Linked DNA regions of Homo sapiens: region 2 is linked to region 1. Evidence: chromatin contacts called from ENCODE Hi-C or POLR2A ChIA-PET data. All regions are on one chromosome and are shown on one strand. Each heading gives the region's core, a stretch centred on a gene start or an enhancer-like site at or near the end of the contact. The rest is flanking DNA. Distances are from core to core; before and after follow the strand shown. Region 1 holds the start of ALKAL2 (ALK and LTK ligand 2). Region 2 has its middle 22 kb from the start of LINC01875.

The links. A loop is a pair of places that touch in the nucleus more often than their neighbours do. ChIA-PET counts read pairs that join two places held with the same protein, here RNA polymerase II (POLR2A).
Region 2: a map of chondrocyte shows a loop between it and region 1 (5-fold over the local background). The contact joins the enhancer-like site here to the promoter of ALKAL2 in region 1. A Hi-C loop is called at or near these places in 1 of 168 maps with a recorded cell type or tissue (chondrocyte). POLR2A ChIA-PET finds 5 or more read pairs at or near these places in 1 of 52 experiments (activated CD4-positive, alpha-beta T cell).

The regions. Positions count from the first base shown.
Region 1 is chr2:286,805-289,504 of GRCh38, reverse strand. It overlaps ALKAL2 (ALK and LTK ligand 2), which reads left to right and starts at 1,414. Exons shown (of 6, transcript NM_001002919.3): 1 at 1,414-1,492; 2 at 1,613-1,922. The coding sequence starts at 1,670. The region is part of intron 1 of LOC101927262 (a long non-coding RNA gene); the gene reads right to left. RefSeq lists a silencer at 1,850-1,899.
Region 2 is chr2:566,811-569,510 of GRCh38, reverse strand. No RefSeq gene overlaps it. Among named protein-coding and RNA genes, the nearest start is that of LINC01875, 22 kb to the right of the region's middle. Within about 2 kb of position 1,253, at least 6 of the 41 ENCODE cell types and tissues checked have a DNase peak (open chromatin) inside an H3K27ac peak, as active enhancers do.

The DNA of each region.
Region 1 (2,700 bases), core at 165-2,664:
AGAGGAGCGCGCAGATGGCGCGGTCCTTGCCGGGGAGGGACCTTCGCTCGTCCTCTCGCAGGGGGTCTGGGGAGGGGGTGCAGGTCCTGCCCCTCCTCGGGTGGTCAGCTGTGCGCACCTCGGGGGCCGTGGAGAGTCCTCACCCGCCCATCTCCTGCCTCCTGGCCGCCCCGCCTCGGGGACCAGGGCTTGGGGACCCGAACCTGGGGACTGGGCTCGGGCGGGGCAGACCCCTCGAGGTCCGGAGAGCGGATCCCTCCAAAACGGATGGACTCTAATTGACTTATTAAATGTCGAAGCAATCAGGCAGCTCCCTTTTTAATAGCCCAAGATCTACATTTAGACAAAAACAGAACCGAGTTCCTGGTAAAGGCGTTTCTTCTCATCCTGTCACAAGTGACAGGAACGGAGGGAAACAGACTGGGGGAGGGGCGGGGGGAGGAGAACAGGGGGAAGAGGAGGAGACGGGGAGTGGGGGAAGGTGGGGCAGGAGAGGAGGAGACGGGAGATGGGGAAGGTGGGGAGGGAAGGGGCGCGGGAGACGGGGCGCGGGCGAGGGGGAGACGCGGTGGAGATGCGGGTGGGGGGACCGGGCGGGGGCGGGGGCGGAGTTGAGGGGGAGCGGGAGACGGGGGGAGGCGAGAGCGAGGTGAGGCGGGGGGACTGACGAAGATCCGCATGGGGGTACTAACACTTCAGCGGCTTCTAATTAAAGCCCCGCTCGGAGCCCTTGGGGACCCGCCTGACGTCGGCGGGCGCGGGGATAAGAAGCTCCCCGAGGTCTGAGGCGGGACTCGGAGCCGGCGCACCCCAGGTCGGCCGTGGGTCCAGCGCTCGGAGCGGCCGAGTCCCCGCGTCCCGTGCGCTCCGCCCGCCGGGCATGGAGTAGTGGCGCAGCTCGGGGCGCGGGGACAGACGTGCGCACAGACGGCGACGACTCCGGCGGCTCCAGGTAACCGGCCCGGCCACGACGCGCAGGTGGCTCCCGGGTGGCGCCGGGCAGGTGCGGGAGGGCGCCATGGCCGGGAGGTGGAGGGGCTTCCAGCACGTGGCGCGGCCGGGGCCAGCGCGAGGGTCCGCACCCGGCCTCCTCCGTGGGCTTCGGGGACTCGGCGCTCGCCGGCGACCACCGCGCAAAGGCGACGCTGGAAACTTGAGCGCGGCCGCCGGGCCCGGCGCGCGGCGCCGCCTTCTTGGAGAGCGGTAGGCGCGGGAGCGCGGCCCCTCCGAGGTCCGCCCGCGGCCGGGGAGCTGCCTGGCACCCGCGGCTTCCAAAGGGGAAAGAAAGTTGCGCCCGCGCCAGGCGCAGCGCGCTCGGCGGACGCGGCCTTTCGGGCGAAAGTTAGGAGGGGCCGGGCTGGCGGGCGGGCGGGTTCCGGGGGCTCCTTTCCGCACCAGCGGCGGTCGCTCCCCGTGGGCGGGACCTCGGGCGTGATCGTCGAGGAGACCGCGGCTCCCTCACCTGCCGGCTTGTTCCTCGGGGTCCGCGGAGGTGAGGGGCCGGGTCCAGCGCCAGCGGCTCCTCCCGCCTCCCCTCCCCTCCCCCGCCCCGCGCTCCGTCCCCCTCCCCCGCTGACTTTCTCTCCGGCCCCCCGCGCCCCTTCTCTCGCAGCGAGCCCAGCTCTCGGCGCGTGTCGGAGTCTCCCAGCCCCGCGGCCCCGAGCGCACGATGCGCGGACCCGGGCACCCCCTCCTCCTGGGGCTGCTGCTGGTGCTGGGGGCGGCGGGGCGCGGCCGGGGGGGCGCGGAGCCCCGGGAGCCGGCGGACGGACAGGCGCTGCTGCGGCTGGTGGTGGAACTCGTCCAGGAGCTGCGGAAGCACCACTCGGCGGAGCACAAGGGCCTGCAGCTCCTCGGGCGGGACTGCGCCCTGGGCCGCGCGGAGGCGGCGGGGCTGGGGCCTTCGCCGGAGCAGCGAGTGGGTGAGTGGGGCCGAGCGCGCCCGAGGGCCGGGGCTGCTGGGAAATAGAATTGTCTTTGAGAAACACGTTTCAAAAAGAGACATCAATTTTGACCACTGAACAGCAGGATTCCTTTTTTTTTTTTTTTTTTTTTTAAGAAAAAGAAAATAGCAGCAATAGGTCCGCGCATGAGGCCTGGCGGAGAAGCGCCTGGTCTCCTTCTGGCGCGCGTGAGCTGCGGCGCGGGTCGGTGGTTTCCACACTAAACTGTCAACCGTCACTTTGGAAATGGAAGCATTTCCAGCAAAGCTTTCCCAACTGAAAAGGAAGCATCCAGGCTCCTTCATGGCCCTGCCCAGAGTGGTGGCCCACGGGGAATTTCCCAGGAAAGCATGAAAGCGTCTAATGCTTTTGTGACACAATCAGGTCAAACATGATAAGGTCAGTTTTATCCCGGCTGCGTCAAGTTAGGAGTGAATGAAGACTCACTAGGGGGTCAGCTGTGGATGCGAATGCTCCTCTTCAGAGGGCGTGACTTCACACACAGTCGGGGCTCAGCCAGGAGCCCTGAACGGGGGAGTGAAGATGGAGAGGGCTGTAAATACGCAAAAACAAAGCTGAACTCAAGAAGAACGCCCTTGCAGGGTTCTCCCCACCCACTGTGTGCGGAGAACCCTGGTGGAAGAAGTTTGCTTGGCAGAGTCTTTCCCTGGGATTCTTACCCTACAAACCAGGTTCATGCATATTCCCACTAATTTACACCTCACTGAAACGTGGTCTTTTAATCCTTACTCTAAAT
Region 2 (2,700 bases), core at 4-2,503, 280 kb before region 1:
CCATGAATAGCTTTATCTGTTGTTCTGAATTTATATTTATCTTTTGACATTACTGTTTAGGTCAATGCTCCCTACAGGCTAGAAGAAGCTCAATGCTCTAGGACACAGTTAATAATAATGGAAAAACTTTGACACGTTCATTTTCTAAGTTACTGTGTGGAAAACATAGGATGCTTATGAGACTGCATTTTCTCTATGTGTTTAGTTTTGTAAAAAGCAGCAATATCACACATTGCACATCAGATAACAGATACTATTTCACTTAAAGCTCAAAACAGCTTTGTGCAGTCAGGTCATTATTCCTGCTTTACAGGAACCAAAGCTGAACTTCGAATCACACCCTGCTCTGGTGACTTAGACAGTGATGGCAATGCCAGAGCCAGAGGCTACATCTTCTGATTCCAATCCCCACTCTTTTCTCAGCACAGGCTTTCTCTAACTATTCCCAAGTGAAGTTAAGCACTGGCCTCTGTTGTGGAGACAGATTCTTCTCTGCTTTGCAAATAATATATTATTTGTTTAGGTTACAGCTAAAACACAACAACTGTTTGGGTGAATTCCTGTTGTTCGAGAAACAGCAGTTCAGATGTGTGCACGAGATGCCAGCTATGTGCACAATGTGGCCACAGGCTTTAAACTAGACAAGGAGACAAACTGACCACTTTGCAGGCAACATCCCAGACCCCTTAGAAAAAGCCAGGTGACTGTGGGCAGACCGCCCAAACCCACCAAGTCCAGGGGTGTTCACAAGTCTGCAAGGAAGAAAGGTGCATGTGCCTTGCAGGTGGAACTAAGCCTAGGTGAAAGCAGGGGTTCAGAGTTGATTTCAGAGTCAGAGCAGAGGCCAGGGGAGGCTCTGGGCTGGCAGGCTGAGCAGCTGCTGGACTTCAGGACGAGCTCCTAACGTGGGAGGAGAGCACTGGATGTGCTGAAGAGGAAGATGTCGCCCGCTTTGGCAGAGGCACACGTCTTAAGGGTGGGAAAGCTGGGGCGGCGGTAAGATAATACCGTGGTGCTCAGCCCGAATCTGCTTTCAATTACGATGATGTTGTCCATAGAGCTATTCACAGCATCTGAGTATCAAAGTCTGTCCAGCGGTCTTCCGTCTCGAAGAACATGATCTTGAGCCAGCTCCTGTTTTCCATTTCTGAAGGAAAGAAACTGCATTTGGCCTCCAGTCATGCTGGCCGCCCAGATGCAGCACAAGTCTATGAATCATGGAATTGCTCAGCACGCAGGAAACATGCAAGGGGAGGCTGAGAAAACAGCGGGGTGGGGCAGCCTCGGCCTCAGCCCCGAATGTGGGCAAAACGGAGGCACGTTCCTCTCTCTCTTGTGACTGTCCCACGGACCCATCAGATGTGAGAAAGTGCAGGACTTACAGCTCCCCTTGCCGTGATTTTTGTTAAGATCATCGACATAGGTGTTTACACATTCAATCAGCTACGCTATAGAATATGAAAATTGCGTCAGAACCCAAAGCAAGAAGTGAGTTACAAGCACCAGGGAGATTTACTGGAGATCAAATTTTCAGCCCAGAGGCTATATTCCTAAACCCCCACGCAACTAATCCCAGTGAATGTGTTTCCTTAAAAAAGCATTTTCCAGGCCACATGCTCCGCTCTGGTGGCTTATGTAAATATATATGTTGTTAGAAACGTGATTCTTATCAGGGGTGACTGTGAGGGAAAATTGTCATGTTTTCTTTTTTGGCATTTTCTACTTTCATATTTCTAAAGATTACCTTCCGTATATGCTGGAACTTGTCCATGTTGGTAGTTTATAGCGTTACCAGGACGGACAGGGACCCGGCCAGCGGCCCCGTGCAGATCGGCCCTGTATCCTCTCTTCTTGTGAACACCCAGCTTCCTCTCACCCTCTTGAGGCCTCACCAACACCCTAAACAGCTCTGAACTAACACTGGGTGCCTCTCCTCTCTCGCTCTTGGGTTTAATCCTCTTCTACCTGGCAGCCTTTCATGTATTTGTAAACAACTGTTCCAGCTCTGACTATGGACACCCCTCGTTGGCTCCTCAAGTTTCCTTCACTTAAAAGCAACACAAGCAGGTTCCTTCAATAGTCTTCTCAGTACAAGACTCTGAGAGCTTCTATCTTCCTTGTTTCTTAAGAACACGTTATCAACCATATAGCGTGCATCAGGCGAAGCCCCAACAATTGGTAGAGAGAATGATGGAAACCAAACCCTGATTTCTCCTTAAAACTTCGCTGTCTCTAAACATCCCTGCAAACCCTGGCCAGAGGTGTCCCATGGAGTGTGGTGACCAGCCAAGGTCACCCGTGTCACCGTGGAGTGTGGTGACCAGCCAGGGTCATCCCTGTCACCGTGGAGTGTGGTGACCAGCCAAGGTCATCTATATCAGCTGAGGTCATCTGTGTCAGCCGTGAGAGTGGAGGAGCCTTCCGGAAAGGCAGCCAGGCTGGAGTTGACAGCTGGCAGCTCCTTTCTCAGGGGCTTCTGTGCCTCCTGCCCACTCTGGGCGTTGGTCTCCAGCACCATCTCGTGAATTAAACAAAGCTTCAAGTCTGCAGTTCCACAGTGTCACTCCTCTTCCTCCGCCTCACGATCTTCTTAGGCTTCTTGTGCTGCCATGCATGTTTTCTCAAGAACATTTTCGAGTCTAAAGTGCTCAAGCCCCGTCAGGTGCACGAGGCTGTCCACCACGTGGTTCTGCTTCAGCC